Regions from separate parts of the Homo sapiens genome. Here region 2 is linked to region 1. The links are chromatin loops, found by intact Hi-C in ENCODE. Cell type or tissue: Calu3. All regions are shown on one strand.

The links. Hi-C counts contacts between places; a loop is a spot of excess contacts. Peaks named below come from ENCODE experiments on the same cell type or tissue, not always from the same donor. Only the 100,000 strongest peaks of a DNase experiment are listed, where the experiment ranks them.
Region 2: a loop joins it to region 1, with 22 times the contacts of the local background. A loop is called at or near these places in 5 of 110 quality-filtered maps.

Annotation. Positions count from the first base shown.
Region 1 is chr6:117,837,823-117,845,822 of GRCh38, reverse strand. No RefSeq gene overlaps it. Among named protein-coding and RNA genes, the nearest start is that of SLC35F1, 65 kb to the left of the region's middle. In Calu3, no CTCF peak of the experiment used is centred here; a DNase peak (open chromatin) is centred at 4,942.
Region 2 is chr6:118,505,646-118,513,645 of GRCh38, reverse strand. CEP85L (centrosomal protein 85L) reads left to right here. Exons shown (of 13, transcript NM_001042475.3): 5 at 2,231-2,348. Among named protein-coding and RNA genes, the nearest start is that of PLN, 39 kb to the left of the region's middle. In Calu3, no CTCF peak of the experiment used is centred here; a DNase peak (open chromatin) is centred at 4,455.

The DNA of each region.
Region 1 (8,000 bases):
CTACTGGGGCTATGGCACCAGGGCTGATCTGCTCCAGAGCTCAAAGCTTATAGAGGTCCCCTTGGACTTGAGAGTTGTCCCCCACAAAATGTCCAAGTGGCTATCTGTCTCAGTCTAGAAGCATGATTGGGGAGTGCAGAGGGGCCGGCAAGATTCTACCATTTCCAATCTTGCACAGGTCCCTGTAGAGAGTGTGAATCCTTCTGGGGGTTCTCACTGACTTATCCTTTCCCATGTTGGAGAGGTTCTCCTGACTCCATGCGGAGCCCAGGCAGGCTGGTGCCCAGCTTTGCTCCTCTCTGCTCTCTGTGTTCCCCTGCTGCCTTGATGGATCCTGACATAGTTTCTTAGATGATCAGCCTGCAGGGTGAGTGTTCACTAGCCCTTTTGTTCCTCTCCATGAGAACCAGCATATGTGAGCCACTTTTAGTCTGCCATCTTGGCCCTGTCCCCATGCTGTTTTCTATAATGGCTGTACTAATTAACATTCCCACCAACAGTGTACAAGAATTCACTTTTCTCCACATCATCACCAACATTTATTTATCATCTTATTGATAATAGCCATTCTGACAGGTGTGAGATGATAATTCATTTTGGTCTTAATTTGCATTTCCCTTATGATCAGTGATGTTGAGCTTTTTAAAATATGTCTGTTGGCAATTTGTATGCCTACTTTTGAGAAATGTTCATCTAGGTCCCTTGTCCATTTTTGAATTGGATTTTTTTCTTGCTATTGAGTTGTTTGAGTTTATTATATGTTTTGAATATTAACCCCTTATCAAATTTATGGCTTGCCAGTATTTTCTCCCATCACATAGGTCATCTCTTCCCATTGTTAGTTGTTTCCTTTATGGTGCAGAAGCTTTTTAGTTTAATGTAATCCCATTTCTCTATTTTTGTTTATGTCATTGGCACTTTGGGGGTCAAATAAAAAAAATTATTACCTTGGCAAATGTTCTGTGATTTCTCCAATTTGTTTTTGTCTAGTAGTTTTGTAGTTTCTGCTCTTACATTTAGTTCATTAATCCATTTTGAGTAGATATTTGTATTTGGTATGAGATAAGGATCAAATTTTATTCTGTTGCCTGTGGCTATCCAGTTTTCCCAACATCATTTATTGAAGTGACTGTCCTTTCTCCATTGCATATTCTTGGTACCTTTGTTGAAAACCATACATGTGTGGGTTCATTTCTGGACTCTCCATTCTGTTCCATTGGTCAATGTATCTTTTTTTATGCCAGCATCATGCTGTTTTAATTACAATAGCTTTGTAGTAGTTTGAAATCAGGTAGTATGATACCACCAGCTTTGTTCTTTTTGCTCATGATTGCCTTGGCTATTCAGAGTTTTTTGTGGTTTCATATTATTGTTTTTTTCCATTTTCAATTTTATTGAAATTTCGATGGGAATTGCATTAAATCTGTAGATTGATTTGGGTAATATGAACTTTTGTTTTGTTTTGTTTTTTACTTGTAGAAGAAATTTAATGCCCATGCGTGCAATGCATGTACCATGCAGACAACAGGAAATTCTGGTATAATCAACACTCACAAAATAAGTTCATATACCCATTTTAAAAATCGAGCTCAATTCGTAGAAAACCTTTAGATTCATGCTAAAATTGGGCAGGACAAACAGAGGTCCCCCATATCCTCTGCCCCCTTAGATGCATAGTTCCTTTCACTAACAACTTTCTGTCATAGAGTGGTACGTTCGCTGCAATCATTCAACCTACAATGACACATCACTCTCATGATGAGACCACATAGCTCTCCTTAGCATTCACTTGGGTGTTGTAAATTCTATGGACTGGAGCAATGGCATAGTTACATGTATCTGCTATTATTCTATCATATGGAATAGTTTCAGTTCAGTACCAATGCACTGTGTCCTATCTCTGCACTGTTTCTTCATCCTCAGTGCCTTGCAACCACTCAACTATTGATTTATTTATATTTAAAATAGACACATCTTACTGTATATAATATGAACATTTAAGCAATATTAATTTTTCCAATTCATGAACACAGGATATCTTTCCATTTATTTGTGTGTTCTATTTCTTTCTTCAACATTTTCTAGTTTTCAGTGTACTGGTCTTTCATCTCCTTGGCTAAATGTATTTATAAGTATTATTTTTTATAGCTATTATGAAATGAAATTTTTTATTTTGGGGGAAATAATTTATTCTTAGTATATAGAAACACTACTGATTTATGTGTGTTAATTTTGTATCCTGCAACTTTACTGTATTTGTTTGATAGTTCTGTTTTTTGGTGGAGTCTTTAGGGTTTATTACATATAAGATCATCTCATCAGGAAACACTGACAATTTCAATTCTTTTTTTCCTATTTAGGTGCCCTTTATTTCTCCTTCTTGCCTAATTGCTCTGACAAGGATTTCCAATACTATGTTGAATAAAAGTGTCAAGGCTGGACATCTTGTCTGGTTCCAGATCTCAGAGCAAGGGCTTTCAAATTTCACCATTGAGTATAATAATAGTTGTGAGCTTCACATATATGGCCTTTATTGTGTTGAAATACATTCCCTCTACACCTACTTTAGTGAGAGTTTTTATTGTGAAAGGATATTGAATTTGTCAAATGTTTTTTCTGCATCTAATAAGATGATCATATGTTTTTGTCTTTCATTCTGTTAATATGATGTATAACTTTTATTGATTTGCATAAATTGAACCATACTTACATCACAAGGATAAATCCCACTTGATTATGGTGAATGATCCTTTTAATGTGTTGTTAAATTTGGTTTGCTAGTATTTTGTTGAAGATTTTTACAACTATGTTCATCAAAGATATTAGCCTGTAATCTTTTCTTATAATGTCCTTGCCCAGCCTTGCTATCAGGAAAATGCTGGCCTTGTAAAAAGTTTAGAAGTATTTCTGCCTCTTCATTTTTTTGAAGAGTTTCAGAAGGATCGGTATTAGTTCTTCAAATGTTTGGTAGAATTCAGATTGGTAACCATCAGGTCTTAAGGTTTTTATTATAGGAGACTTTTTAATTACTGATTAAATCTCAATACCCATTACTGATTACTTATTAAATCTCAATACCCATTATTGGTCTTTTCAGATTGTCCATTTCTTCATGATGATTCAGTCTTGGTAGGTTGCATGGCAATGGCAAAAACCGCAATTACTTTTGCACTAACCTAAATATATGTGAAGAAATTTGTCAATTTCTTCTAGTTTATCCAATTTGTTGTATAATTGGTCATAGTAGTCTCTTGTGATCCTTTGTATTTCTGTGATATTAGTTGCAATGGCTCCTCTTTTGTTTCTGACTTTATTTATTTGAATCATCTCTTTTTCTTATTCTAGCTAAAGACTTGTGGATTTTATCATTTAAAATCACTAACTCTTAAGTTTTGTTGATCTTTTGTATGGTTTTTTTTTCTAGTCTTTATTTTATTTATTTTATTTTAATAATAAAAATCTACTCTGATTTTTATTATTTCCTTCCTTCTGCTAACTTTGGGCTTAGTTTGTTCTTTTTCTAGTTCAGTGAGGAGTAATGTTGTTTATTTTAGATGTTTTGTTTATTTTTGATGTAGGTGTTTATTGCTGTAAACTTTCCTTTGAGAACTGATTGTGTTGTATCCCATAAGTTTTGGTATATTGTGTTTTCATTTTCATTTATCTAAAGATATTTTTAAATTTTCTTTTAAATTTCTTTATTGACCCATTGGTTGTTCAGGAACATGTTTAAATTCCATGTATTTGCAAATTTTCTAAAATTCCTCCTGTTATTGATTTCTAGTTTCAATTCATTATAGTTGGAAAAGATACTTGATATTATTTCATCCACCTTAAATTTGCTAAGGCATATTTTGTGATCTAACATATGACCTATCTGTGTGTGCACTTGAGAAGAATATATATTCTGCTGTTGTTGAATGGAATGTCTTGTATTTGTCTGTTGGTTTCACTTGGCCTATAGTGTTGTTCAAGTCCAGTATTGTCTCATTGGTTTTATGTCTGAATGACCTGCCCATTGTTGAAAGTGGGATATTGAAGTTCCTTATTATTATTGTATTGCAAGCTATCTCTCCCCTCATATTCTTTAATACTTGTTTTATATATTTAGGTGCTTCTATGTTTGGTGCTATATATATATATATATATATATTCACAATTGTTATATCTCTTGATTAATTGCTTCTTTATAATTACATAAGTTCTTTGTCTCTTTTCACAGTTTTTGACTTAAAGTCTATTTTGTGTGATATTAGTGTAGCTATCCTTGCTCTCTTTTGGTTTTTATTTGTAGGGAACATCTTTTTCAATCCCTTCACTTTCAATCTATGTGTATCCTTAAAAGTAAGGTGAGTCTCTGCTAGGTTGTATATGTAAAGTTTTGGCTTTTTGATGGGGATCCCATAATTCCCATAAGATTTCTTTATTCTTTTTCATTCTTCTTTTTGTTTTTCATTTCAAATGTTCTGTCTTTGAGTTCATTGATTCTTTCTTCCACTTTATCAAGTCTAATGTTGAAACTTTCTATTGAATTTTTAAATTTAGTAATGATATTCTTTATCTCTAGGATTTCTATTTGGTTTTTTATTGTTTTCATTTTTGTCACACTTCTTAATTTGTTCATGTATTATTTTCCAGATTTTATTTAATTTACTATCCATGTATTCTTTGAAGTAACTGAAATGCTTTGAGATTAATCTGAATTCTTTATCAGTCATTTCATAGATCTCCATTTCTTTTTCCTTCTTTTTTTGAGTAGCAAATACTGTAATTTTATTCTATTTTTTAGATTTCAACTATTATTTATTTCCTTAGGGTGCATTACTGGAGCTTTATTGGTTTCTATTGGATGTATTATGATTCTCTAATTTTTTGTAATCCTTGTGTCCTTGCATTATTCTCTACATTTTTAAGGAAACAGCCCCCTCTTCTGGCCATTACTTGTGTTCTTTGACAGGGATAGATCTTTGATATTTAATCTAGCTTGTGATTCTTGAAGGGCCGGTGAGGTGATAATAAATCCAGACAAGGAGAGCTTGTTGTGAGTTCTCTAGTTGGCTGGGCTGCCGTCTTTCCTCTGATGTCAGGTGGGCTGCTGGCTTACCTCCACTGTCTGGCAAGATCACTGGCTGGATTCTGCTATTGGTCAGAGCTGCTGGCTGTGGACTGCAATGGCTTGTGGTCTCATAAATCACAGAATGCATTCCCTGGCCAAACAATTTTGCTATTTGTGGTCTGCAGTTAGGCAAGACTGAAGTTGGTCTCTGAAGTTAGGCATAGTTTCTGCTGAGGATGGGCAAGACCAGAGGTTATACTTCTTAGAAATGCATGATTGAGGATTGACTCCTTGTCAGGGTGGAGCCATGGTATGGACATTTCACTGAGTTGAGACACTGTGACCTCCTGGGTCAAGCAGGTCCAGTCCCTATGATTCTCTGAAATGGGCAGAGGCAGGCACCTTCCTGTCTGGATGGGGTCATTGAGCAGGATTTTTGGCTGAGTAGAGCTACTGCTTGACTGCCCAGGGCAATCAGATCTAGCTTCTGTTCTTTGAAATGGGCAGAGGTGGGTGTCTCGACCTGGGCAAGGTTATTTTTGTGGACTCTGACACTGGGTATGGAGACTAACCATCTAGGGACTCAGGCTAGGTTTAACCTTCCTCCATGCTTCCAAAGGTGATCAGATCAGTTTTGCAGGTGGGCTATAAGGTTTGCTGGTATCTCTGACTGAGCACCGTAACTGGCAGGAACACAGACCTACCACCAAGATTTTAGTGCTAGTCACCATGACCTCTGCCTTCTTTCTTTCTACCTGACTCCAGGCATTATAGCTAAGTCATTGGTCCCAATGTTTCCTGTGAGGTGAGACCAGAGTGAGCATCCTGAGAAGTGTGTTGGGAAGCTAGAGAAACTTGATAACTTCAACTCCCTTTTCCCCCTGTAGACACTGTGGGCTCATGGAAATCCTCTTTCTCTAGTATTGTGCCAAATTGGTGGGTGGATGTGTATGTGGTTGAAGTGAGACCACTCTTCTTACCTTTGTAATTCAGTTTTCATTCAGTACTATGGGACATGCAAGTATCTTGGGCCTGTTTCCAAGTGGAGTTTTCAAAGAGATGTTCTGTTCTTTGGATACCTGCTAGTGATATTTACATGGAGGCAGTGGGAGTGAAGGCTGAAACTTTCTATTCTGCCATCTTGCTGACATTCTGTAGTGTGCAGAAAATTCCTGATGTTCTGTTTCAAACAAATGCTTGAGTCAGAAAAAGTTGTTTTGACAGGATATTTTAAAAATTAATTATTATTTCTGTGGCTTCAAAACTGCTCCAGAAACCCTGAAAGCACCCCCAGACTGAAATCACTGAGCATATAAACAATGGTGACAATCAGCCCAAAGGCCACCCCAACATGGTTTAAGAATGAAACTCGGGTAAACAGTCATATTTCTTCTCAGTTTTGGGGAAAATAAGAAAAAAAAATTTCATTTCACCTCCAAGATCAGATTCCAACTGTTAACAGTATCTCTAGACATTAAAATTTAAAAACCATAGGCTCAAAAATGAATCATAGGTAATTGCTTTGTGCCTCTACTTACGCTTTTTTAAAAAAAATTTATACGTTATATATTTATATATTTTTTCCTATAAAGTTGACAACTTGCTTATTTAGGTCTGATATAAAGAAAATCAAACTTCATATCACTAATGCAATAGAGTGAAAAGGTAGAAAGGTGTATCCATTTTATTTCAGATGTGTTATATGATACCAAGATCTCCTATCTATGGTATAATATATGCACTAAGATGTATATGCACTAAGATGTAGTTTCTCAAGATCTTGAAAAATATTGTTAAATGCTTCATTAGAAATTGCTTTCATGTTTCGTGTGTCTGCGTAAGTCAGTGGTTCTCAGTGGGGGTAATTTTGCCCCAAAGGGGACATTTGCCAGTGTGGAGATGTTTTTTATTGTTACAACTTGAGAAGCTTTGTGCTGTTGGCATCTGGTGTACAGAGGCCAAGAATGCTATTAAACATCTCACAATGCACAGGACAGCTCCCCACAACAAAGAATTACCCCATCCAAAATGTCAATAGTGTGGAAGACTTTGGGAGGCCGAGGCGGGCGGATCATGAGGTGAGATCTAGACCATGCTGGCTAACACGGTGAAACCCCGTCTCTACTAAAAATACAAAAAATTAGCCAGGCGTGGTGGCAGGCGCCTGTAGTCCCAGCTACTGGGGAGGCTGAGGTGGGAGAATGGCATGAACCTGGGAGGCAGAGCTTGCAGTGAGCCAAGATTGTGCCACTGCACTCCAGCCTGGGCGACAGAGCGAGACTCCATCTCAAAAAAAAAAAAAAAAAAAAGGTACAATGGAGTTTAAAAATTCCTATGGTATAGTGACATCATAGCTGTAGTAACACCATGGTGCAATGCATTACTCACATAGGAGCAACAGGCGATATATACAGTCTAGGTGTATAGAAGGCTATACCACCTCGGTTTGTATAAGTTCACCCTCAAGATGTTTTCACAATGATGAAATCATCTAGCACATTTCTCAAAATATATCCCTGTCATTAATTGATGCATTACTATAATTGATCAAATCTTCTATTGTTTGTGAAAATAACTGCAGACAACAGAATCCCCTCTAGCTGGCTTATGAAGAACAAGTTTTTTTTAAAAAAAATTACGTAGTTCACAGGTATCTTGGAGTATCTAAGTATTGGGTCTGATTATCCAACCAGGAATAGAGCAGCCAAGAGAAAAATCAAAAGACACTACTGTATCCAAATGTAAAACACAACTGTGCTCCCCACCCCAATACTTGTGACACCAAGTCAGAAGCTTCACTATCACTTCAGATGGGCACCTCTGACATCATTTTTGCCAGTAGATACACTCTTTCTTGGTACAGCCACCACCTATGTTTCTCATTGCTATCTGCAAATCAAGTATAGGTGGGTCAGTCTAGTAAAAAAATAGATTGCTTGCAGTA
Region 2 (8,000 bases), 670 kb before region 1:
GGTTAACAGGTTTTTTTTGTATGCTTTTTGTGTTGTTTTCAAATTTTTTCTCATGTCAAAAATTTTAGGTTGAGAGCTTTTAAATTTTAGTACTTAAAGTACTTCATTGTCTTATTGATTGCATTATTTCAGTTGAGAAATTTGCCATCCTCTTCATCTTTGTCTCCTTGAATGGATTTATCTTTTTTCCCTCTGGTTGCTATTAAGATTTTATCACTGTAATCTATTTGATTTAGATGTACCTTGTCTTAGATTTCTTCATGTTACTTTTATTTGGGGTTCACTGGGCTTCCTGAACCTATGGGTGTATAGTTCTCATCAGATTTGGTAAAATTTTGGCCTGTTATACACAAATATTTTTTTTCTGTCCCCTACTCCCACCCCCTGCCACCTTCTTACCTCCTCTTTAGAGATTCCAATTGTACATGTATTTGGCCTCTTATAATCTCGCGGCTCACTGATACTATGAGCTTTTTTGTTTTATTTCTTTGTCCTTTTTTCTCTAGTGTTTCTTTTTAGATAGTTTCTATTGCTGTTTTTAAATTTACTGTACTTTTGTGCTGTAATGTCTAATGTTTTAATCACCATTCAGTGTGTTGTTTGTCATGTATGTCTCCTCTTAACATGTTCGTTCATTCTTCTAACTTAAGCATATGAATAGTTATAATAACTGATTTACTATCCTTGTCTATTTTAACATCTCTGTCAGTTCTAGCTCACTTTCAGTTGATTGGATTTTCTTATTATTATGAGTTACATTTTTTCTGCTTTTTTTGTACTCCCAATAATTTTTTGATGCCAGGCATTATGAATTTTAACTTGTTTTTGATATTACATTTTTGTATTCCTGAACTTTATTCTAGGAAGCAGTTTTTGTACTTGCTTTTAAGTTTTGTTAGGTGGCATTAGAGCTGTTTTATCAAGGGTTATTTTTTCCCCACTGAGACAAGACTCATCTTACAAACCCTGGGTTTCTCAGCCTCAGCACTGTTGATTTTTTTTGGATCAGATAATTCACTATTGAGGGTGGCTATCCTGTTCATTGTAGACATTTAGTAGCATCTCTGGCTTCTGCTCACTAGATGCCAGTAACATTCTGCCCCAGTTGTGAAAATTGAAAATGTCTCTGGATGTTGCTAAATGTTAACTGGTTTCAAAACTGTCCCCAGTTGAGAATTGCTGATGCCCTGGGAATCATGAAGCTTTTTATTCTGGCAGTTGGGAATAGCCAGTAATTCCAAGGCACCCTGAAGCACTGTTCCCTGTAATATTTTTTTTGGTTGCCCTTCCACTCTACACACACCGTCGGTAGCTTCCTCATGCCTGTATTAATTAGTATTCAACCGAGTGCCCAAGGGTTATCGAGTACTGTGAACTAACTACAGCTGCCTTGGTTTCTCCAGATTCTCAGCTTTGTGTCTTCAATTCAGGGAGACCACCATTCCTGTGCTGGGGCTTGAAAACTCTCTCAGCAGGAAGTGCAGTCAGTCATAGGGCCCACCTCATTAGTTACCTATCTCTAAGAGATTACTGTTCTTAATTGCCTGGTGGCCCAATGCCTTGAGAGTCTTCACTTCCTATATTTTGTCTTTTTTAAAAAATTGTTTCAGGCATGAGGGCAAAACTAGTCCCTGCCTGCTACTGCACCTTGGCTGGAAAAGGAAGGGTTTTTTTTTTTTTCTTTCTTGTAAAGCTTTAAATTATTTGAAAAGTGTTATATGACGAATCTCTCCTGACTTATCTCCTATTTAATGTTTTATATGTGGATTTTCTTAAAGGTTAGCAAATTTTAGAAATCATCCTGAGTAGAACAAGGTCTTTTGATGCAACCTGAAACATACAACTTACTTGTTCCAAAAGTTACTTTGTAAGTAATTTTGGAAAACATCAAGCTATTTGTTTACTCATACTATCTTTATTATTCTTTAAAAGCTCTCTCCTTCAAAACTTCATCATGAGAGTTAATAAATTTTTGAAGATGAGAGATACTGCATACAAAGCTCTTAGCATCATGCCTGGCACAAAACAGTTTTAAAATTTCTAAGCATACATATTTACAGAAATTAAATAACTTGCTTAAAGCAAGCTATGAGTTGTTGAAGAAAGCAAGGTGTGACTGTTAGAATCTAAGAGGAATATTAAAGGAATCTAAGAGGAATAAGCTCCTTAAGGTTCTTCTAACTATTAGAAAATTATAACTCATAATGTGACCTTAATTTATGTTTTGCAGGCAGAAGCAACAAATTACCCACCTGCATGAGAGGATAAGGGATAATGAATTACGGGCTCAACATGCCATGTTAGGACATTATGTAAATTGTGAGGATTCTTATGTGGCTAGTTTGCAGGTAAGATTACAGAGGATTTTGTAGCTGTTTTAGTAGTAAAGCTTGTGTTAATAATATACTTACCTTGTAATATAAGGACATTTTAAATCAACTTAATAATGTATTCACATGATTTATATTTATTTATATGTGTGGCAAAGAGTGTCCAACTACAGCCTTCCATCTGTCCAGATTGCACACCCCTCTCCACACACATACAGGAACTACTGTTGTCAGTTTCTGGTGTATCCCTTCCAGAGTTGATGCATATCACAAGCAGATATAAGTGTGTTTTATCCTTCTTCTGCATTTAAAAAAATATAAGAATATGTACATTATCTGGCACCTTGCTTTTTTTTAAATGTTATATACAATTATATAACACACAGTGATTATTTCTCTATCATTACCTAGATAACACCCCTTTCCCTTGCTTTTGCAGTTACACGATCTTCTGTTTTATGGAGATAGCATAATTTATTCTACCTGCCCCCTACTCATCAAAATTTGAGTTGTTTTCAGTTTAGGGTTATTGTAAATGATGCTGTAAAGAATAACCTTTTATAAATACTGTTTTGCTCATATGCAGATATTCTTGTAAGTTACATTTCCAGAAGTGAAATTTCTAGGTATTGAGTTTGTGATTTTTACTGATACTGTCAAATTGCTCTTTAGGAGAGCAGTGTATAAGAACTCTCACCGTCCCACTCCCCAACTCCCAGCCATGCTAACAGAGTGTGTTATTAAACTTGGATTTTTGCCCTTCTAGTAGGTCTATATAAAAGAAAGGGGAGATTTATCTCCTTATGGTCATATGGTTTTAATATGTATTTCTCTTAAGAGTGATGTTATATTTCTTTTTATAAATTTAAGGGCCCATTCACATTTCTTTTCATATCCTTTGATCATTTTTTATGTTAGGTTGTAGGTTTTTGCTTATTGTTTTTTGGAGCCCTGTATATATAAAGGAAATTAGCTTTTTGTCTATAATTTAATTTGAAAATAAATTTTCCAATTTTGTCTCAATATTTTGTTTATATTATTATTTCCTTTTCCTCTATGTAATTTTTTCTACAATGAGGTCTGATTCTAATGAGTATTTTATAAATGAATCTCACCTTTACAAATGAGCCTATTTAACCAAACAGTGACATAACATCCACTGTGTTAAATTCTGATGTCACAAAAGTGAAAAATAGTTCCTGCTTTCATGGATCTCAAAACTTACAGAGGGAGAGACCATATAGGAAAACAAGTTTGTCTATTCCTTCTAAATTTATTTGTATTCACTGTAGGTAAGACAGTGTCTACGCCATATGAATAGAAATGTAAATGAGGTTAATTTTGCCCATAAGGAGAGTATAGTCTAATTGGAACACAGATATAGAGTCTATGAGGCCCGTTAACAAAATTTATATGACTGGAATGGCTACTTTCCTTAATTATTACTCAGTTTTAAAAAGAGCTTCCTTTAAAACTTGTTTGCATGTTTATTTTTATATAAACTTTATATTGGTTTATTTCCCAAAGAAAAAGACTGTTGGCGTACTTATTGGGATCTAAAGTGAGGCCTGATAACTTTGTGGTGGTATATACTTCTATTTGTGGATGTTGTTATTGTTGTTCTCTTCATTACGGCCTTTATTCCTAGATTTTAAGTTAAGTGGAATTGTTTCCTTCATCATATCTTCAAATGTGATATTTATAAATACTAGAGACATTGGTATATTAAAATCAGGAAATATTGATGAGAAAATAACTATCAGATTTTCTTGAGGCCAGAGGCATTTAACATAGAGACTCCAACTTGCCTTTTATACTTTAGTTATGAATACATCATGTTATAATTTGGTCTCATCTTGGACTTCTGTCACATGATAGCAAGGCTTTATAATGAGTACTGAGAATAATGTACAGTTATTTGAAAATGGTATTTCTATACTATGGAAGTAGTGTATCTTGCTTTGGTAACAGCATTTTAGTAGAATTGTTCAATTTCTCTTTAACATTCTGTCATTCGGAATAAAGGCTTTAATTATATAATTATCATATTATCGAAAGCATGTAAAAAATAGGTATCTGAAGGATGAAGCAAATGTTCTTTTGACACAGCATCAGGCCAGTAGAGGGCTCTCCAAGCCAGCGTGCAAGGACAAATAAAAATATTAGTATTTGGAAGGATATGTAAAAGGGGTTGTTAAAAATATTAGTAGGATTTTGAAGTATGTGAGGAATTGAAATATTATTGAGAAATCTGATTTTAAAAGATGAGAGCAATTTGTAAAAGAGAATACAAGGAAAATCTTAATACTAAATGGGTATGATAAATATATAAGATAAACTTCTATCAATGGATAGATACAGAGAGCCAATAAAATGGTGAGGGTTAGAAGAAACAGCAGATAGAGTAATAAAATATTTCTTTAGCGAAGGATTTTTTTAACTTTGGATCTTTGAATGATGTAATTTTTTATGCATAGCATTTTGTATAGGTACATTTTTCTGATCCATAACATATTCATCCTAATTCTATAGACACTAGACAAAGAAAATTATGCTTTTAATAATAATTATTGAAATTAATGTGTATTCTAGAGTAAATAAGTCAGTAAAATAAAAGTAACATTTTTAAATGAATTTATAGATGGAAAACATACTCTTAATAAGTAACTTCTATTTTCTTATTAAAAATTTGACTAACCTTACAATTAAGATGACCTTAGAAGTAGATATCACTCAGTCTCATAGGTAGAGAATGAGAACCATGTCTTTATTCTAAAATCCAAACTTTCTGGATAGTTCTAATGGTAGATTGGTAGAGCCAAGGAATAGTTTGTATTTCCATTTATACCTAAATTTCCATCTGTGGTTAACAGGACTTTGTGGAATAAACCAAATATGAAGGACCCTTTTTCTTTACTTAAATTGGAGAAGAAAGAGGTCTCTTCTTTCTGTATATATGTGTACCTTGGAAAGATCAACCAAATAATAGTTACTATTATTAAGTTTCATTGTTGCATCATTTCTTTTCTTTCCATTTTATTCTTTTTCTTTCCATTTATATCATTTTTTTCTATTTTTTCTTCAATTGGTTTGTTTCCACCACCAAGTCTGTACTAATGAACATTTAATAAAATGAATCCCACCTTTGCAAATGAGCCTCCTCAACAAAACATTAAACATCTAATGTGTTAAATTCTGGGAACACAAAAGCAAAGAATGGTTTCTGCCTTTATGGAACTTAAACCCTACAGAGAGAGTATACCAAAAAATATATTTATCCATTTCCTTAAAAATTGTTTATCTTAACTATGGATAAGGTTCCATTTATGCTGTAGCAATAGAAATGTGAATGAAGCTGGTTTTGCCCTCAAGGAATGTGTAGTCTAATGGAGAACACAGACAAGAGATAGTTGCAGTGTGTTGATTCGCACAGGGTTTATGTATGAAGTGCTGTGGGAACCCCAGCTATGAACATAGAAGCTAATCTTCCAAAAGCCTGGCCAGGCTTCCTGTAGGAAGTGATAATCTAGTTTGAGAACCTGATGAACTAAATGAATTGAGCCAGGTGAAGGGGGTGAAGGAATAGTGTTTTGAGGCATAGTGTATGGCATATGGAGAAGCTTAAAGGAATGATGAGAAATATAATGCATTTGGAAAACTACAAATTATTCTGTGTGGATGAAATGTAATGTGAGAGAAAGGTAGTGGTAGATATGTGGTTGAAGAGGTAAGCAAGGGCCGAGTGATATCAATGACCTGAGGTGTAAAGGTTTGCTTAGGGCTGGCCCAGTTTATGCCTGCTGTGCTTATAAATTTATTAATAGTGCCATCTTTCACCTCCAAAGTATCCTAGTTTGGTTACTCTGATGGCATAATAGAGATTGGATTTAAGGTAGATGTTATTGGAGGCAGGGAAACCAGTCAGGAAGCTGTCTCAATAGTCCAAAAGTTATGTGAACATTTGAATTTTATCTGTAGTGGTCAGAATGAGAAGAAGACTGTTGATTAAACATCTGTATGACCAAGCCATGGTAAAATGGGCCAGATTTAATGACATATTTAATGTGGTGAGAGAATGATTGCCTAATTTCATACAGCAACAATTGATTGGTTTATAGAGATTACTATGTTAAGGATCTGTTTAGAGGAGAAAAATAGTGAGTTAAACTTACACATTGTAAATTTGGGGTTGAGTGAAGAATGAGGGTAATATTTGTGGGTGCAGGTCTGAGCCAGAGATAAGAGATTTAGGTGTTGTCAGTCTAGGTGGGTGGTTATTAAAGCCTTGGGCATGATCAGGTATTCCAAGGGAGGATTTGTGCAATGAGAGGAAAATGGGATCCAGAACTAGAAACAGGAAACAGCAGCATTTTAGAAGGTAGCAGAAGAGCACAACTTGTGAAGGAGCCTGAGGGAGTTGTTCTAGAAAGGAAAGCAAGCAAGTGTTTTTCCATAGAAAGGGAACCGTTGTATAAAAGTCAGAGAAGGCAGATAAAGGTTGAAAAGATGTTACTAAATGTAGAAATTAAAACATCTGACCTCAGATTTTTGTTTTTCTATATGATTAAGTTCACATAGAGTTTCAACTACAGCTTGTCTTGCTACAAAACACATTTCTATGGTGCAAATTTGCTCATACACAATTGGTAAATAGGAGAATGATGTCTGCTTAGTTTTCTAGATTGGTTCATAAGTGCTTTCCCCCACCAACTCCCCAGGCAAGGGGAGTTAGAATATGGTGAATAAAATTAAAATATTTGGCCAGCAAAGCAAAAGGCTTAGGGTTACCTACTACATTAGCAGAAGCTTTTTCCAACTTACATAAGAAAATTGTAAAAGAGTACCTGCCCTTTGGGTGCTCTTCCTTGAGAAGTGCACTTCCTTCTTTATAGACTTTCAGTTCACGCCAGGTTATGCTCCCTCCTACTCCACCTGCACGGCAAGCCCTATATCACAGAGTCCACCTATATCATCTGAACACTCACCAGACCTCTAATTAAAGTACCGCCAGCATTTTGACTGTGTGTGTATGTGGTTTTAAAATATCACTGTGACCACCTGTTCAGACTGTCCAAGTTATCTCCTGAGTCACTGTTTTTGTTAGTGCACTAGTTAAAATTGCATCAGTTTGAATTGAGTGTTTTTAATCCTATTCGTTCCATACGCCCTATTATTTTTAGTGCATGATTTTCCAGGAATGTCTATATTGCATTATAGTAGAAGCACCTGTGTTAACTTTTTAAAAATTTATTAACTTTACTTTTTAGAGCAGTTTTACATTTACTACAAAATTGAATGGGAAGTACCAAGATCTCCCATATCCTCCATATCTTCACACGTGCTCAACCTCCCCCACTATCAATGTTTTGTACCTTAGGGTACATTATTTATAATTAGTGAACCTATATTGACACACCATTAACACTCAAAAACCAATAGTTTATATTAGGATCACTCCTGGTGTTGTGCAATCTAAGGGTTTTGACAAATTAGTAATGACATGTATCCACCATTATCGTATCATGCAGAGTAGTTTCACTGCCCTAGAAATTTTCTGTGCTCTGCCTGTTCAACCCATTGGACCCCTAGCAACCACTGAACTTGTTATGGTCTCTATAGTTTTGCCTTTCCCAGAATGTTATGTAATTGGAATCATATAGTACATACTAT